Linked DNA regions of Homo sapiens: region 2 is linked to region 1. Evidence: chromatin loops called from intact Hi-C (ENCODE). Cell type or tissue: endothelial cell of umbilical vein. All regions are shown on one strand. Links, peaks and the distances in the headings refer to the core of each region. The heading gives the core; the rest is flanking DNA.

Evidence for each region. A loop is a pair of places that touch in the nucleus more often than their neighbours do. Peaks named below come from ENCODE experiments on the same cell type or tissue, not always from the same donor. Only the 100,000 strongest peaks of a DNase experiment are listed, where the experiment ranks them.
Region 2: it touches region 1 in a loop (10-fold over the local background); 64 of 110 quality-filtered maps call a loop at or near these places.

Annotation. Positions count from the first base shown.
Region 1 is chr15:40,936,566-40,946,976 of GRCh38, forward strand. It overlaps DLL4 (delta like canonical Notch ligand 4), which reads left to right. Exons shown (of 11, transcript NM_019074.4): 9 at 1-365; 10 at 853-961; 11 at 1,464-2,508. The coding sequence ends at 1,469. Among named protein-coding and RNA genes, the nearest start is that of CHAC1, 12 kb to the right of the region's middle. RefSeq lists enhancers at 1,636-2,452, 3,735-3,794 and a silencer at 5,085-5,664. In endothelial cell of umbilical vein, for the core only: CTCF peaks have their summits at 1,691 and 5,468 (motif pointing right); DNase peaks (open chromatin) are centred at 3,936, 5,026 and 5,346; H3K4me3 peaks cover 707 bases; H3K27ac peaks cover 2,914 bases.
Region 2 is chr15:41,014,085-41,022,084 of GRCh38, forward strand. It overlaps INO80 (INO80 complex ATPase subunit), which reads right to left. Exons shown (of 36, transcript NM_017553.3): 26 at 6,816-7,041; 27 at 2,004-2,131. It overlaps INO80-AS1 (INO80 antisense RNA 1), which reads left to right and starts at 2,716. Exons shown (of 5, transcript NR_170322.1): 1 at 2,716-2,751; 2 at 4,418-4,544; 3 at 5,379-5,478. In endothelial cell of umbilical vein, for the core only: a CTCF peak has its summit at 4,721; DNase peaks (open chromatin) are centred at 3,217, 4,657, 5,287, 6,387 and 1 weaker place; H3K27ac peaks cover 2,489 bases.

The DNA of each region.
Region 1 (10,411 bases), core at 1,281-9,280:
TTCCCCTGGGTGGCCGTCTCGCTGGGTGTGGGGCTGGCAGTGCTGCTGGTACTGCTGGGCATGGTGGCAGTGGCTGTGCGGCAGCTGCGGCTTCGACGGCCGGACGACGGCAGCAGGGAAGCCATGAACAACTTGTCGGACTTCCAGAAGGACAACCTGATTCCTGCCGCCCAGCTTAAAAACACAAACCAGAAGAAGGAGCTGGAAGTGGACTGTGGCCTGGACAAGTCCAACTGTGGCAAACAGCAAAACCACACATTGGACTATAATCTGGCCCCAGGGCCCCTGGGGCGGGGGACCATGCCAGGAAAGTTTCCCCACAGTGACAAGAGCTTAGGAGAGAAGGCGCCACTGCGGTTACACAGGTGAGTGGCACCCAGAAGCCCAGGGCCTGGCCACCGGCCCCGACATGGTTCTGCCTAGGCTCCTCTTAGGCCAGGCGGGAAGCAGTTAAGCAGCTGAGGTTTTGTTACTGACAGGAAGATCCTCCAGTAGGATTTCTGTCAGGGGTCCTTTGTCCTTCCCTCCCATTCATTCATTTGTTCATTCACACATGTCAAGTGTCCCTAGGGTGTCTCTTGTGACTTCCGTCTTTCCACAGTGTGGCTTGCCTCTAGTGGCAGCACTGGCTTTATGCAGGGCTCAGACCCTTCTGGTGAGGTTGGGAGGCCTGTGACTCTCTTAGGGGCCTTTTCCTAAGTGCCCCCCTGCAGCAGCCCAGCACTGGGCACGTCCAGCCCCTGTGTCTTCCCCAAGAACCACCCTGCAGATGCCCTTTGGCTCTCCAGGGTCCTCCCTCCCCCCAAGCCTCTCCCCGTCCCTCCCTTACACGCCTGTCTTGTGTTCCCTCAGTGAAAAGCCAGAGTGTCGGATATCAGCGATATGCTCCCCCAGGGACTCCATGTACCAGTCTGTGTGTTTGATATCAGAGGAGAGGAATGAATGTGTCATTGCCACGGAGGTGAGTGCTGGGCTCGCCTTTCCTTCTGCCTTTTGTGGGAGGGAAAGTGGCCTGGTCACTCTTGACCCATGGGCCATTCCTGAAGGGTAGGTCAGAACCCTGCCTTGGCAGGCCAAGTTCAGTGGACTCTTGGGTCCCTGCTGGCCTCATTGCCACTAAGGGTGTGAAACAGGAACCATGGCGGCAAGCCTGGTCTGGTCCTTTCCTGCTGTATTGGTGCTGGGTTGGGCAGCCACGGCACTGCTGGCCAGCCTCTGATGGGTGAGGGGGCCCCTCACCCCTTGTGCCCTTCCTGCCCCTTCCCACTGGCTTCCTCCATTGACCTCATGAGCGCAAGCTCCCAGGCCCGTGTGTGTGTTGGGCCGAAGACTGGGGAGGACTGCCCCACCTGCCCTTAGCCCCTGCCTGCCCCATCGCCTTCTCCCAGGGAGGCCCAGGGAGGGCCTGGAGGGAGTGCGCATGCCCAGGGTAACCTGTTTCCCTGCCTTCCGCTTGCTCCCAGGTATAAGGCAGGAGCCTACCTGGACATCCCTGCTCAGCCCCGCGGCTGGACCTTCCTTCTGCATTGTTTACATTGCATCCTGGATGGGACGTTTTTCATATGCAACGTGCTGCTCTCAGGAGGAGGAGGGAATGGCAGGAACCGGACAGACTGTGAACTTGCCAAGAGATGCAATACCCTTCCACACCTTTGGGTGTCTGTCTGGCATCAGATTGGCAGCTGCACCAACCAGAGGAACAGAAGAGAAGAGAGATGCCACTGGGCACTGCCCTGCCAGTAGTGGCCTTCAGGGGGCTCCTTCCGGGGCTCCGGCCTGTTTTCCAGAGAGAGTGGCAGTAGCCCCATGGGGCCCGGAGCTGCTGTGGCCTCCACTGGCATCCGTGTTTCCAAAAGTGCCTTTGGCCCAGGCTCCACGGCGACAGTTGGGCCCAAATCAGAAAGGAGAGAGGGGGCCAATGAGGGCAGGGCCTCCTGTGGGCTGGAAAACCACTGGGTGCGTCTCTTGCTGGGGTTTGCCCTGGAGGTGAGGTGAGTGCTCGAGGGAGGGGAGTGCTTTCTGCCCCATGCCTCCAACTACTGTATGCAGGCCTGGCTCTCTGGTCTAGGCCCTTTGGGCAAGAATGTCCGTCTACCCGGCTTCCACCACCCTCTGGCCCTGGGCTTCTGTAAGCAGACAGGCAGAGGGCCTGCCCCTCCCACCAGCCAAGGGTGCCAGGCCTAACTGGGGCACTCAGGGCAGTGTGTTGGAAATTCCACTGAGGGGGAAATCAGGTGCTGCGGCCGCCTGGGCCCTTTCCTCCCTCAAGCCCATCTCCACAACCTCGAGCCTGGGCTCTGGTCCACTACTGCCCCAGACCACCCTCAAAGCTGGTCTTCAGAAATCAATAATATGAGTTTTTATTTTGTTTTTTTTTTTTTTTTTGTAGTTTATTTTGGAGTCTAGTATTTCAATAATTTAAGAATCAGAAGCACTGACCTTTCTACATTTTATAACATTATTTTGTATATAATGTGTATTTATAATATGAAACAGATGTGTACAGGAGTTTATTACTTATTGGGTCCTGTCTTTGTGATGGTACCCCTGCCCTCTCACCCAAAAAACTCTAAACTCCCTTCTACTGCTGCCATGTGCCCCGCCGGAACCCCTGGGACCCGTGCAGACACTTGGATTTGGCATGTCGTACCCCAGGCCCTTGTCTTCTTCCATTCGTTGAGGAGCCGAGCCTCACCCATCTAGTCCCCAGCCTCAGCCAGCCTTCCTTGCCTGCTGACTTTGAGTTGGTACAGTGCCCCCTTCCCTCTTTATGCCCTCACCATTCCTGGGGCATGTTCCTCCTGACCTGAATCACTTCTTCCTTCCTCTCTTCAAGCCTGAAAAAGCTTATGGGGCTCCCTAGTTCTGCCTGTTTTTCTCATATTCAAAAGGATTCTCTTGGCCGGGAGCGGTGGCTCACGCCTATAATCCCAGCACTTTGGGAGGTCAAGGCGGGCAGATCACGAGGTCAAGAGATCGAGACCATCCTGGCTAATAGGGTGAAACCCCGTCTCTACTAAAAATACAAAAAATTAGCCCAGTGTGGTGGCGGGTGCCTGTAGTCCCAGCTACTCGGGAGGCTGAGGCAGGAGAATGGCATGAACCCAGGAGGTGGAGCTTGCAGTGAGCCAAGATAGCGCAACTGCACTCCAGCCTGGGCGACAGAGCGAGACTCCATCTCAAAAAAAAAAAAAAAAAAAAAAGCATTCTCTCGTCGGTGGATGGGATAGGGCCTCTGCACCCTGGTGACATCTGAGTCCTTCCTCCTGCTGTTGCAGGGTGCCTGGCTCTTTTCTTAGCCCCAGCAGGGTACAGGTCTCAGGAGACAGGGCAGGAGGGAGGTTTGCCTTGTTTTTCCTCTTTGTAGCAGACAAGAGCGCTGAGAGTCTGAGCACCTTGTCTGCCCAGGGCTGCTAGAATTTATTGAAGACTGCAAAGACAGGGAGAAAGGGGAGGAGGAGGTAGCCTTCCCTGAGTCCAGGTTTCTCTTGCTGAGGCACTAATGAGGGGGTTTCCAGTCTCACTAGGAGTTTCATGCCTAGCTTCCTCTAAGGCACAGGATAGTCCCTAGGGTGCCACAGCCCTCTCTATAGCCGAAAATATGCTCCTCCATGGAGAGCAAATTATGAAAAAATGAGCCACTGACAAAAAGCTGAGCAGATGCTCCCAGCTCTCAGCCTGTCCACAGTAAAGCAAAATAGACCCATTAGATGCCCTGCTCCTAATGGAGTCCAAGGGTTTGGAGTGCTACTTGCCCTCCCTTTTTTCCTCTCTCCTTGACACAGACACACCATGCCCACCCCAGACCTGGGTGCTTATGCCAGAGACACAGGAGCACGCACACGCTCCACGCCTCACTCATCGCTCCCTGTTCCCTTCACTGTACACACAGGGTATCAAACAGGAAAGCATTCAGGGAACCGTTCCCACAGCCTGAGCCGGCAGCAGGGGGAAGAACAACACGACCTCACTCTTCCTGCCCAAAATGAAACAGGAAAGCAGCTCCCAGGCCCTAGGGGTGTACGGGAGGGGGGAACTGGGCTGGGACACGAAGGCAAGATGACGAGGCTCCCATGTGGGGGACAGGTAGGACACCCGCAGCCCTGCACGTCCACAACACCAGGCTGTGACGGGCTGCACAGGCTGCCAGACTCGCAGAGAAGAGCCCCGGAGAGGAGTTGGCTGGCAAAGCTCACAGCTGCTCTGATGCACTAGATGGGGAGCTGGAGAGCCCACCAAAAAAGCTGGCTTTCTGGGGAAAGTGGGGACCCGTGGGGAACTTGGTCTGGGCAGCTCCGACCTGCAGCTCATGCCAGGCTCCACCTTTAACAACATCCCACAAGCTGGGCAGGCACTTGGGGTGTAAACAGGCCACAGCGGAGGAAGCCCCTTCTCCCCAGGATTTCCTGAGAGTCCAGCCCCTTCTGATAGGTAAGGCACCCAAGACCCTCATGATCACTTGAGTGTCCTGGGGTACAGGAGATTTCCTAGGCTTGGCAGAAAGGAGGCCAGATAATGGTTCTAGACTCACTGTGAGGTGCCTTCCACAGGTTAGCAAATGCCCACCTTTAATTTGCATGGGTATTTCACCAGGGAATTCGGAGTTTAGTAGTTCCTTAACAGCCTGGAGCCAGTGCCCTGCCTGGAGAATCAATTTGACCCCACGGTGACCTGAGGACAGCTGCTTTTCCAGGGCCCCTCGGCTGGTAGAGTCAGGGAGGGGTTGTGCAGAAGGAGAAATGACTTTATCCTGCTTGCTCAGCCAGGGTTCCTCTCCTGCCTCAGGGCCAGGGTCAGCCTGGTCAGGGGGTAGGGAAAAAAGGACAGTGGCTCCCACCTCCCCCATCCCAGGCTAGAAAAGGCCACCAGACTAAACCACGGTGGTGTGGATGCTCCATCTCTTGACTGGGACCCACAGAGCTCTCCGTAGCTTCCCTCGCCGCAGCTCTCCCAGCCTCTCCCTCTGGATCCACAGGATCAGCGGCCCCAGCCCTCCGCCCCACGTGGCTTGCTGCATTCCGGGAAGGGGGTGGAAATGATTCACTGGGGGAACTGTGACTGTCCCTTCCTCGGGCGGGGATGCGCCTGCGAGGTCCCAGCGGCCTTCCCTGGGCGGCTGCGCCCTCCCTCGCGCCCAGGGCGCCCCGAGGCCTGCGCGGCGGCGGAAGGGGCAGGTGCGCCTGCCCGCCCGGGTCAGCCCTCCACCTGCCGCCGCCGTGCCCCGCAGCTCCCGCGGCTCCCCGCCCCCCGCGCTCTTTGTTACAGCCCGACTTCCTGTTTGCGGCAGCCGACCCGGCTCACTTCCCGGGCCGGGAAGCCGCCGAAGGCCGCGAGCTTCTCGGAGGCTCCCCCGCCCGCTCGGCTCCGCCTCCTGCCTCCCCAATCTCGCTCCGGCCGCGGCCGCGGGAAGCGGAGCCGCGGGCGGGCAGGCGGGCTGGACCGCGCGGGCCCCGCTGCCCGGCACTAGAGGGCGCTGCGCGGCCGTCGGGGCTGCGCGCGGGAGGGGCCGCCGACCCCGGGAGGCTCTCTGGGGCCGCCCTTTCTCCGTTCGGGGCCGATGGGACGAAGGCGGCAGGGGGCGGCCAGACGCCCGAGCTCCCTCCGGGCTCCGAGCCCCTAAGCCGAGCGGGCAAAATGGGGAGAACCCAGTGCGGGGCTTTCCCCCAAATATCCTCCCAGTGTCCTGGGGAACAGGCCCTTTCCCCTGCCCCCGCCGTCGCAGCAGCCAGTCCCCCTCGCCACCCAACAGGCCTCCGGCCATCCTGGTCCAGAGACATCCTCAAGGGAAGAGAATGGGGTCGAGGAGGGCCGGACACCGGTGTGAGTTATGGGGCTGGAGCTCCCTTCCAGCGCCACCCCTCATTGCCGGGTGCTCTGGGACAAGTCCATCTACTTCATTCCTTCAACACTGATTAGCATTGGAGGCAGGACTTGCTGTCTGCCCAGGGCCGCTAACTATCTAGCTGCTTATCCTTAACCTCCCTGCTAACTATCTAGCTGCTTATCCTTAACCTCTCTGCGGGTAATGCCTGTTAGGCGTTGCTAGGGGGGTTGAAATGAGGATGTATGGAAGCGTTTGTGAGCAGTGTTGTAACCTCTGCTGGTGGGTTAATCCTCCTCACGCATCTCTAAGTGAGCCACTTTCTGGAGCTCCCACTGCTCCGGCCCGCATCAGCGGGGTGGGACCTAGGGAGGTTGGGGTCTAGCAGGATAGTCCCAGTGTTAGCAGCATCCAGTCCGTGGGGGTCTGCGGCAACCTCAGTTCTTGCCTCCTGAGAAGAAAGAGTTCCACCAAGGGGCATAAGGCAGAAGGAGAGACTGGGGCAATTTTTAGAGCAGGAGTGAAAGTTTATTACAACGTATTAGAGCAGGAACAAAAGGAAGTAAAGTACACTTGGAAGAGGGTCAAGTGGGCGACTTGAGAGATTCAAGTGCGCGTTTGAACTCTGATTTGGGGTTTTCTATGTTGGCGTGCATCCCCCCTCCCTGGTTCTTCCCTGAGGATGGGCGGTCCGCATGCCTGAGGCCTGCCAGCTCTTGGGAGGGGTCGCGTGTGCAGTGTGCTTACTGGAGTTGTGCACATGCTCACCTGAGGCATTTTTCCCTCAATACTCGAGCATTCCTAGAGGAAGGTCAGATACCACTTGAGCTCCGCCATTTTGCCTCCTAGTGTAATCGCTTGAGCCCACTTGCCCACCTCCTGAGATCTTGTCGGGAAGCTGCTGATCAGTTTCAGGTGTTCCTCTCTATTCAGAGACTGCCTTTCCCCGGTGCGGGCTGCAACAATTGTTATTTTAGAGAGACAGGGTAACAACCACCTGACCATCACCTGACGGTTGCCTGAGATTCCTGATGGGGGTCGAGGGCCCTCTCCTTTGCTGCTTATGCCTGTCTACTACCTACTGTTACACCAGCAGTAGCCCTAGGACCAAGCAAGGCAGCTGAGATCACAGGTTTCCGTCACCATCACTTCCATGTGCTCCTGCCTTCCAGGAGCATCACTAATCTACGTCAACCTCCTCTGATGTAGGCAGAGGTAGAAGGGAGGCCCTTGCTGTGGGAAGGGGCAGCAGGACCCCCAAGTCCTTAAGAGTCACCTTCCCTTTGGAGATCTGCCACAAGTGACTTTTTACCACCTTTCTCTGGTCTCTGGGGCATGGTACCCCTTAACACTCTGGTCAAGAGTGGGCTCAGCTTATTTCCTTCATCCCCAAAGTTTCTCTGAGGCCAGGACGCAGGGCCCAAGAAGCCAAGTGAGTCTACAGCCAGACCCTCATGATGGTAACCAGCATCACAGGAATCCGGATTTAGCAACAGGTCGGCTCTGGCGCAGAAGTGCCCCGTGTCATGGCACCCCCTGCAGGGTAGAGCCACAGCCCTGCCAGGCATGGCTAGCCTGTCTGTCTCTAGTGACCCCTCCTCCTGGTGAGGCTTGGGGTTTTGCACACCGGCACTGGCCATTTGACTTGTTGGAGGATTGCTGTCCTTTTCCCACAGTGGCAGGTGTTGGGGCAAGGCTCATGGTACTAAGCCCAGTCTGTTCCGTTTCATTCCTATACCAGCAACTGCCATCCTCAGCGCTTCCTCTTCTGTCTCTCTGGTAGAGGAGATCTGAAAGGCCCTGGACATTCTCCATTCTATTAGCAGTGGGCCCTAGGGAAGAAGGGATCCCAGTTGCTCTCATTCATTTAAAGGGCTTCACTGCCTTGGCTCCCTGTGGGCCGCAGAATCTACACCACCACCCAGGCCCCTTGTGAGCACCTTGACTTCTCCACAATGTAGGTTTTCTGAGGCTTCTCTTCTAGAGCCAGGTCCCACTACACCACAGCATTTCCATGAGATCTGAGGCTCACCCCAACCCTGTGGATCTCCTCTCTTTACAGCCCTGTCGCCCCACTGAAATGCTCCCCACTACAGCTTCTCCTCAGCCCTGCAATGGGTTGCTTCCTGTCCCCACAAATTGTACTTTTCTGTCTCCTTGGAATTGGGAGCACCACCCACCAGTCCTCTGTTGGAACCCCAGCTTCTTTCCTTCCAGGTAGACGAGGACTGAGCTCTGGATAACTGGAATACCGGCCACCCCAGAGGTGCCTGGTCAGCCGGACCTCTCCACCTCCTTGGAGGCTAGAAAATGGGCAGAAAGCCAGGTTTTTCCGCCATCCCAGGCACCCTTTTGCTAGGATATGAGTGAATCTTTACAGTCCCTGCTTTCGTGGACCAATGGCCAAGCAGCCTTCCCCACTTGGCCCTGGGTTTGGCTGGTACGCCCTGCAGAACAGCTGCCTGGGACTGTCTCTCCCTCTTCTGAGGAGGACTGTATGCAGGGATCCACTACTCCATCTGCCCCTCCTTTGGCCAGAATGTCGGTGGGACCTAGGTCCTCTTCGCACAAGACCTGAAGACCTGCAGACACACTTACCTCTCAGAGGTCCGTGGGAGGTATGGTTCCTCATAGATGGTGGATTATTTACTAATTTATTTATTTTAGCACCTTCACCCTATGCATACACAGAAAATCTCTCTTGGCTCAAGCAACTGTTTGTTCTGTCAATAGGATGTTTGTTCTGCTAATAGTGTGCTTGGGTAAGACCATTACCCATTCTGTCTCTTAGAAACATGCCTTGGCTGGGCACGATGGCTCACACCTATAATCCCAGCACTTTGGGAGGCCAAGGCAGGTGGATCGCTTGAGGCCAGGAGTTCAAGACCAGCCTGGGCAACATGGGGAGACCCCATCTCTATAAAAATACAAAACAATTAGCCGGGTGTTGTGGGATGCACCTGTAGTCCCAGCTAATCAGTAGGCTGAGGTGAGAGGATTGCTTGAGCCTGGGAGACAGAGGCTGCAGTGAGCTGAGATTGTGCCATTGCACTCCAGCCTGGGTGACAGAGCTAGATCCTGTCTCAAAAACAAACAAAAACAATTAACTGGGCATGGTGGTGCATACCTGCAGGTCTCAGCCACTTGGGAGGCTGAAGTGAGAGGATCGCTTGAACCCAGGAGATCAAGGCTGCAGTAAGCCATGATCGTGCCACTACACTCCTGCCTGGGGGACAGAGTGAGACCCTGTGTCAAACAAACAAAAAACACAGCCGGATGCAGTGGCTCACACCTGTAATCCCATCACTTTGGAAGGCCAAGGTGGACGGATCACTTGAGCGCAGAAGTTTGAGACCAGCCTGGGAAACATGACAAAACCCAGTCTCTAACAACAACAACAAAAATTAGCTGGATGGTGGCACGTGCCTGTAGTCCCAGCTACTCAGGAGGCTGAGATGGGAGAATCACTTGAGCCCGGGAGGTTGAGGCTGCAGTGAGCCGAGATTGAGACACTTCAGTTGCCTGGATGACAGAGCAAGACCCTGTCTCAAAACACTCCACATTTCTTTGGCACCCTACTTGCTAGAACAATCTGTGAATTGCATGGCGAGGATGGAGAGTGAGATAGCTGGAGATTTCCTCTACTGATCCTAAAATGCTTACCTTGATCACTCCCTCCTGACTTTGTTCTGAGCTATTTCAGAATGAGAGGTTCACTTATGGCTCTGCCTTGAATGAAACGGAAAGTGAAATTGTCTGAAGTAAAGAGAATAAGAAGTCAACATTTGCTGAGTGTTCCTATGTGACGGGTACTGCCTACGGTATTATTTCTTTCAATCTTTTTCAGACCCTGCAAGGTCAATTCTATTACCTATTCCCTCTTTACAGTTGAGAAAACCAAGAACTAAAGACACCGTGCCTAGGGTCACTCAGCTGGTACGTGGTGGAGCTGAGCTCAAATCTGAGCAAGGTGAACTTAGAGGCAATGTCTGGGAAGGCTTTTCTTTTCTTCTTTTTTTTTATGATCACAGAGAGACCACATTTTTAAAATTGACAACTGAATCTCTACGTACGTACAGTTTTGCCCAAATTATAAGTGGCTCAACAATTATATTAATGATGCAAACTCTTGAATGTTTACATAAAACTGCTGCTTTAGGTTTTGGTGCATTTTTTTTTCCTCTGGTTTTTTTTTTTTTTTTTTTTTTGAGATTGAGTCTCGCTCTCTCACCCAGGCTGGAGTGCAATGGCACGATCTTGGCTCACTGCAACCTCTGCCTCCCAGGTTCAAGTGATTCTCCTGCCTCAGCCTCCTGAGTAGCTAGCTGGGATTACAGGCATGTGCAACCATGCCCAGCTAATTTTTGTGTTTTTAGTAGAGATGGGATTTCAACATCTTGGCCAGGCTGGTCTTGAACTCCTAACCTCAGGTGATCCGCCTGCCTCGGCCTCCCAAAGTGCTGAGATTACAGGTGTGAGCCACCATACCCGGCAGTTTTGGTGCATTTTTGTGCCAGCTACTTTAGTAGGTAAAACAAAAATAATGGAACTCAGCTACTTGATTTCCATGAGAACCAGCTTTCAAAAAAA
Region 2 (8,000 bases), core at 1-8,000, 76 kb after region 1:
CCTAGAAGTGTGCGATACACCGAGGGAAGGACTATAATAAAGGCTGTATCAAACTTAAACCACCTACACTCACCTTCACCTACCGAAGCTAGTTTATTTTTGGATTGCTCATTCACATTCCCTTGGAACTTTCCTTTCATATGAATCAACATGTAAGACTATAGTCTTGGAAAAGAAATACCATTATGTCCCTTACCAGTATCCTTAGCATACTGCTTTTTCTTTAATTGTTAGCAGCTGAAGATCACTACTTTAGCTATACTTTCCCTGCCTCTTGAGGACAAGGAAAGTGCACTTTACCTAAAAAGAGCCCCACTGCAGGAAAAGTTACTCATGTTGTTTTGGCTGTTGGGATCATCTGTTTGAACAGAACACTAGACATGCAGGCAGTCCTTTTATTTTGGATTACTACTGTTAGGATATTTAACATAGTTAATATATACATCAAACACAACAGCTTAATCACCTCTCTTATGGTGACTTACATTCACTCATAAGCACTTCCATCATTTAGGAATAAGTGGCCTACTCATAATACAAACCAGAGAGTTTAGTCTGTCAACAGCATTCAAGGGGCTATGAAACCTAAGACTTAGTGCTGAAACTGACCCCAAAAATCATTTATGTCTCTTGCTAAAAGAAGTTGCCGGATTATTAAAAGAAACCTCCCACTGATTTCAGATAAATTCATTGCAAAATTCAACAAGCCAATCTTGGCTTCCAAAAAGCCTGAAAACCCTCCTTAATGCTAGCCTTCATTCCTTCTGTACTGATATGGTCCCTATTGCTTTATTCCTAGATAAGGAAAATAACAGTACAATTTCCACTTACTTATTACGATTCCCTGGTGTAGCAGGGCGAGGGTATGAAGCCTTACACATGTAAAAACATGAGAACATTTATGTACTTCTGACAACCAGGTACTTCTGCCTCTCAAACTTTATTTATATAAAGACTTATTGTACTAGTTTGTGATTATCTGTTCTCATTTTCACTCTCCTGTTTCTAGGTCTGTGACCTCCTGTCCCTTAAAAAATAAGTCACCACTCAGACAAGAAAAAGAAAAACTTCAACAAAGAAGCAATTAAAGAAACAAAAGCTGCCTTGCACAGTCATATCTTTTCCACTAACTTAGTAGCTGTCAAGCCTGGTTGCATATTAGAATCACCCCAGGACCTTTTAAATATCCTGATGCCCAGGCCTCATTTCAAATGTAATAAATAAGAATCTCTGGAAATAGGACTAGAAATCCATATTTTTTTAAAGCTTCTCAGGTGATTGCGATATGTAGTCAAGTTGAGAATCACTATATTAACTCAGGTTGAATAGCTGTTCTCTGCTTTTTTACGCAGAGAACTAATCCTAAATCTTGTTTTCCATACATAATTTTAGATTCCTAGGCTGTGACCTACTTTAAAATTAAGAAATGTCTTCCCTAGTAAAAGGATGTAAGGGGTGTTCTATTTCACTGGTGTAGGGCAGGGGGCAGAAGTCCTTCACATACTCCCCATGCCAGGAGCTAACTCTGCTCCCTTTATAGATTGTAAAATCAAAAAAAGGAGTTTTGGGGGCTGCGTGTGGTGGCTCATGCCTGTAATCCCAACTCTTTGAGAGGCTGAGGTGGGTGGATCACTTGAGGCCAGGAGTTCAAGACCAGCCTGGCTAACATGGCGAAACCCCATCTCTACTTAAAAAAAAAAAAAAAAAAAAAAAAGAGCTGAGTGTGGTGGTGCACGCCTGTAATCCCAGCTACTCGGGAGACTGGAGCAGAAGAATTCCTTGAACCTGGAAGGCAGAGGTTGCAGAGCCGAGATCGCATCACTGCACTCCAGCCTGGGTGATAGAGTGAGACTCTGTCTCAAAAAAAAAAAAAAAGGAAAAAGAAAAAAGACAAAAGGGAGTTTTGGGGCTCCCATTAAGCAGGACTAACATTAGTCATGGACATCTGATTCCTACAAATTAAATGTCAAGGTATCCTAGGTCCCCAAGATTCCCTCTCCTACCTCCAGTAGGTCTATCATCCTGGTCATCTGGGAGTAGATAAGGACCCTATGCCCTTGAGACTTGAGCCGAGTCAGCAGGACATCAAGGGCATACAGCTTTCCACTGTCAGTGATGAGGCTCTCCTTGCCTGGGGAGAAGAAAAGGGGGTGAGGGGGAACTGTATTTAATTGAAGCGACAAAATCACTCAATGCAAAGCTGTATGCAACCACAATCACTAAAACCAAGATGCTTGTCATCATGAGATCAGAAAAGTGCTCTAAAGGGAGAATGCAACGCCCTGAAAATATCACGACTCCAGGAGTGCCCTGGGAAAAAACATCCCCAAAGGGGGAAGTGCAGATTCCCTGATCACTCCCAATCAGACATGTGCTCTTAAGGCACTTAAAAGCATCCCTGCTCCACATCCTTACTCAGAGGACACCAGGTATACATGGACATCTATGGGTGACATCTATGTCAATCTGCTGTTAAGTGACCTGAAAATTTTGTTTTTTCTTTGTTCATCCTATCTCTAGATATCTGTTTCTGCTAGTTCTGAAAGCATTGAGAACGTATCCTACCTGCCTTTGGAGAAAAGTAAACAAAGAGATTTATAACCTCTCTCTTTTTTTTCCCTTTTTCAAGACAGGGTTCCACTCTGTCACCCAGGCTGGAATGCAGCAGCGCAATGACAGCTCATGGCAGCCTCGACCTCCTGGGCTCAAGTGATCCTCCCATCTCAGCCTCCTGAGTAGCTTGGACTACAAGTGAGCTATCACACCCAGTTAATTTTGTTTCTCTTTTTTTGTAGAAACAGGGTATTGCCATATTGCCTAGGCTGGTCTTGAACTCCTGGGCTCAAGGGATCCTCCCAGCTCAGCCTCCTAAAGTGCTGAGCCATGGTACCCAGCCCCCCTACCCTTTTTTTTTTTTAAACCCAAAACTAGCTCTCTTGGAGGACTGCAAATAGGTTGACTGGTAAATGTCGTTAACCCTAGTTGTATGTTAATTCAATAAAGAAAGCAGGGCTTTTCAGAAAGACTGACTTTGAGTTTCTCTGCAGTGAAGCTCCTCTCACTCACTAACTTGTGCTTTCTCTTTCCTCTTCTCACAAGAAAAGCATTTCAGCAACAGATCTTTAAAGAACACTTAACTCACAAATTTTCATCTTATCCAGTTAGTATCATTTAACTCCTATCATATTCAGGAAGTAGAGTTTCCTGTTTGCAGACTGGTCCATAAACATGCCCTGAACAATTGCTGTCATTAAGAGGGGAAGAGTTTAGGTTTAAGGGGTTGGGTAAGAGTATATGTGGAAGTGGCCATAGGACACAAAAAGGGAGAGAGAAAGAATGGAGATATTATATAGACAACTAACAACTAAAAGAAAAACACAATGTTCCTCCTCAGTTTCTGGGTTTGAACCTATGGCTTTTCTTCAGAACCACAGTCTGACCGTTGACAGCAATCCAAAAGTTCTCAACAGTCATTCTCTGTTCTTGCCACAATTTGCCAAATGCACAATTATTGTATACAAGGAACAAGAACGGATGTGCTGACAGCACCATAACAAATCATCAGCCACTCTGTTTTTGCTACAAAGCCACAGGTCCTGGCTGTTTACTCCCTCTGCACTGCAGCCTGCCATTTCCCACCTTCAGAATGCTGCCAGGCCATGTCTCCTTCCACCACCCGCTCCCTGAAGCTGTGGCACACACCTTTGTTCAGTCTCTTTGTTTGGTCCTGTTTAGATTATTGAAATGCTCTTCTTTTTGTTGGTCTCCTTACCAACACAATCAAATGACTGCAGCTGGGACAGAATTGACTGCTAAGCCCTCTCCCTGGCACCAGACAAGGAGTACTGTATAAATTCCAAGTCTGAGCAGGCAGCAAAGCTTTCATAACAACTTTTAAGGTTTTATTCTTACCACAATTACCCTTCTCCAGTAATTGAATTCCCTAAGGTCTCTCAATTTTGATAGCTCCTAAACATTCACCACAGAGCTACCAATCAGCTTTAGACATACTTCTTTCCGTTCTCATTAAAAGCACAAGGTGAAAAAAAAAAAGACCACATATTTTTCAGCCCTTGAGTGAGGGTGGGCAAGCTAAGTTCGTAAGATTTCTGTAGCCTGCTTATCTTCTTTCTCCATTTAGATATACTCTCTTAGCACAAATGTTAATGCATATAAAAATTTGTTTTATGTCTGAATTTTGAGAAACTTCAATTATTTCAAAATCATGATTCAATGGTTTTCAAACAGTCCTGCCTCCCACATCTACTTTACTTTGCTAATCAGAATGAACTGTTCCTAGGATTAGAAAAGCTCAGAAATAAAGATGTGCATATACTTATAAAGACAGAACTCTAACATGACTAAAGGAGGCAAGAAGTGGTACCTGCTGTCAGCTTGTTATCTTGTTATTGTGTAGGTGGGGAAGGGAGAAGTGGATGGACTGGACTTCTTTGTACTGCCCTGAAGGAAAATGACTAAGAAGAAACACTTCAGCAACAGCCTTAAAACACTTCAGCAAAATGAACACTATCTCTGATTTGCTGGTGAGCATGGAGAAAATCAGTCTCTAGTATTTGTCCTTAGTAAGATATGCAGGAAAAACAGGTTTCTTTCTCTGAACACACTAGAGTGACTTCTGGGGCTGGTATTTGTTAGCCAAGTTTTTAGCAGTCACTTAAGTTGCACTGGACAAGAGCTCCACCTGTCGCTAAGCAGGATACAGAGACACAAGGAACACACTTCTCTGGAAATCCAGCTGATTCTGCTAAGTCAAACCTGTGCCCAGACCCTTCTTTAAAACAGGAGCTTTCTGGATCATTGGGTGTTAAAAATAAATAAAATAAAACAGGAGCTTAAAAAATGTTTAAATGAACAAACCTATCCTACTCTCTTACAAACTTTCCTACAATCCTATAGTACTTTCATTAGACACAGGTTTTTACCATCCACGGTGTAAGATCCTGTTCAGAGATAAAAAGAATGTAGCCTATGGCAGTAAAATTAGGGCAAAAGATTAAATAATATCTCATTTTTCCAAGGAAAGGGGACTTTTGAAGGGATTGTACATCTTTCTGGTGAAACATGGAGAAGAAAAGGTGTGAAACCCAGAAGATTTTGGTCAGTCTCTCAAGGAATATGGAAGCAACCCTTCTCAGGGAAAGAGAAAACGTAAAAGTATAAAGGAAAGAGAGATGATAAAGGGTTCCAGTGAGACACCCCCAACCCCCGCCCTGTCCCAGCTAGTCTACAGAGCACAATGGGGTGAGGAGCTGGTTGGTTCTCACAGTAAACAGCCAGTGAGGCTGGTGCTTTTTATCGATGCAAAAAGAACTCAGACGCTTCCTGCTATTTAAACAAGGTCCATTTTTCTTTCAAAGAACAGGAAAAGCCACAAGAGATTCCCACAACGCCAGCAATAAGCCATCTACTCCTGTAATGGGAACTTAGGAGCCAGAACCAAGAAGGGAGAAAAAAGAAGTAAGGTGCTATCTTGCTTCTTTCAATAACGGTGCTCATCTCTTGCCTGGGATTCTGTAGTTTCCTTACCAGCTTGCTTTACACTTAGGTTCCCCCACTGATTTTCAAACAATATATTTCCACTCACTGCATGTGCTTTAAGTCAGCTACAAGGCCATGTGTAATACTGCCTTCAGATACGCAGAAAGACATCTTGGAGTTCTCAAAGCACTAACAGGCTGGGGCAAACCCCTTGACACTTGACAAAGTTAAAATAAAGTGGAAAAACCAGGCCTTACACACTGGAATCCAGTTATCTCTTAGAGACAGAAGAAGACCTCTGTTGAATGCTTAGCTCTAGTTTATTTCCATTACATGCCAGTAAAAGGGATATAGTTGGCCGGGCGCGGTGGCTCACGCCTGTAATCCCAGCACTTTGGGAGGCTGAGGCAGGCAGATCACGAGGTCAGGAGATCGAGACCATCCTGGCTAACATAGTGAAACCCCATGTCTACTAAAAATACAAAAAATTAGCCAGGCGTGGTGGTGGGCGCCTGTAGTCCCAGCTACTTGGAAGGCTGAGGCAGGAGAATGGCTTGAACCCAGGAGGCGGGGCTTGCAGTGAGCCGAGATCACGCCACTGCACTCCAGCCTGGGCAACAGAGCGGGACTCCATCTCAAAAAAAAAAGGAATGTAGTCAAAATGTCAGAGATTTTGGACAACCAAAACTAACACTATAGCTCCAAGCTACCATTCCAGTTTGCCTGCAGGTGTAAGCAAAGAACGTGAGCCTATGAATTATCTGTGTTCAGTTTCCTTAAAAGTAGTCTCACTAAGGCAAAGATGAAAACCTAGTTTCCTTTCAACCCCCGACTTTGACCCTAGGGGATCTGGGAATCTGCTAGTATTTTGGCATAGAATGCACTGTTTTTCCTCTTGTTATCATTCAGATCTCTAGTGCTTCATGTAGGACACTGTTTATGCTATTTAAATGAGGCTTTCTGTGAGTGACGACATTCTCATTCATTCCACTGGCAATGGCACAAGACAACCGTACTCATTCAACCTAGAGCCTTTCCTACTAAGTTTATTTCTACCTTTTTTTTTTTAAGAGTGGCATTTCTTTCTCAGCTGTAAGCATGTCAAAGGAGTGTATTTAAGCACAAATCTAAAAACATTTCTCTCTCCACTCATCATAAATTACTAATATTCTTACCTATGAATTACTAAGGCCAAAAAAGGAAGCAGAAACCTCAAGAACAGTAAATTCCAAATATCTGAAAGGACCACATGAAGATAACCCTGGTTCTCCCCTTGCCAAAGCGAGGAACACATTCCAAGAGGATTGAGAACTCACCTGGAATCCTGATGAAAGACCAGCCATTCTGAGGTCTGATGCTCCACAGACCTCCAGCTGGCTCTGGGAAGAACTGTGATCGTCTATTTAGCCAGTCTGCAGCCAGTTCAGGGGCCCCATTCAACAAACACTGCTTGGCTGCCAGACTCCCTCCTTCCTTCAGAACTCGCCTTTCATATTCTGCACTTCGGTCATTGCAGTAAGAATCCAATGGCACTGCGGTAACCTGCAGTTAAAGATTCACATGAGATGGCTCTTTCACGTTGTCCATACACACTATGCCTTTTGGGAACCTCAACTTTGAAATCAGACTAATGTGGATAGTTCTTAGACTAGTGGTTTTAAATATCTGTTCTGGCACACTAAGCTGTCCCTAATGAATGACTTAGTGAGCTTTTCCAGATAAAAAGCCAACCTCTTATAAAATGAAACCTGCAAACAAACTAAAGATCCAAAGAGAGCTGGAGTTTGCAGATAAATGAGAATACCAGGTCAGCAATAACTCTATTATATGCATATATATCTGATCATTTTGCCACCTCCCCTTCACTGCTAGATATTGTTCTTGGCAAAGTTCTCTTAACCATATGCATGATGGTGATGCCAGAAAGGGAGCTGCAGCTAGTCAGACTTCATTTAAAAACTAAAGAATATTGGCCTGGCATATTTGAAGTCATCTTTAATGCTTTTGTGGCAAAGCTCCCAAATTTATCAACAGCTTTCTCCTCTTCCCTGACCAGGTTGCTGACTGACAAACCTAATGGAAGAGAAACTTTCTTTCAGGCCATAAACTGGGGAAGGGGGAGTGCGGAGGCAGGGGAGGGTAGGGAAGCAATTGCCAGAGAGTAGCAGATTTGTTTCCTGGCTTGGCCAAAGGCTATACACAAATTCTTATCTCAATACAAGGTATAACCAAACAACACTCAGCTGCTGCTCACTCGATGGAGTAGAGGGCTCCTGCCAATTCAGAAACACAGATTTTATCCTTCTTTGGCTATCTGGGTTTATTCCTACTCTAATAGGCAGTATTCAGATACCTGTGAAGTCAACTGGTAAGGAACTTGAAGATGACAAGGCTAGCTTTTGTTAAAATGTGGAGGCTGTGATTATCTGTCAAGCCCACGCTGACAAATATGCTGAAAGCCCATTTCAGGTTGAATATCCCTAATCTGAAAATCTAAAACT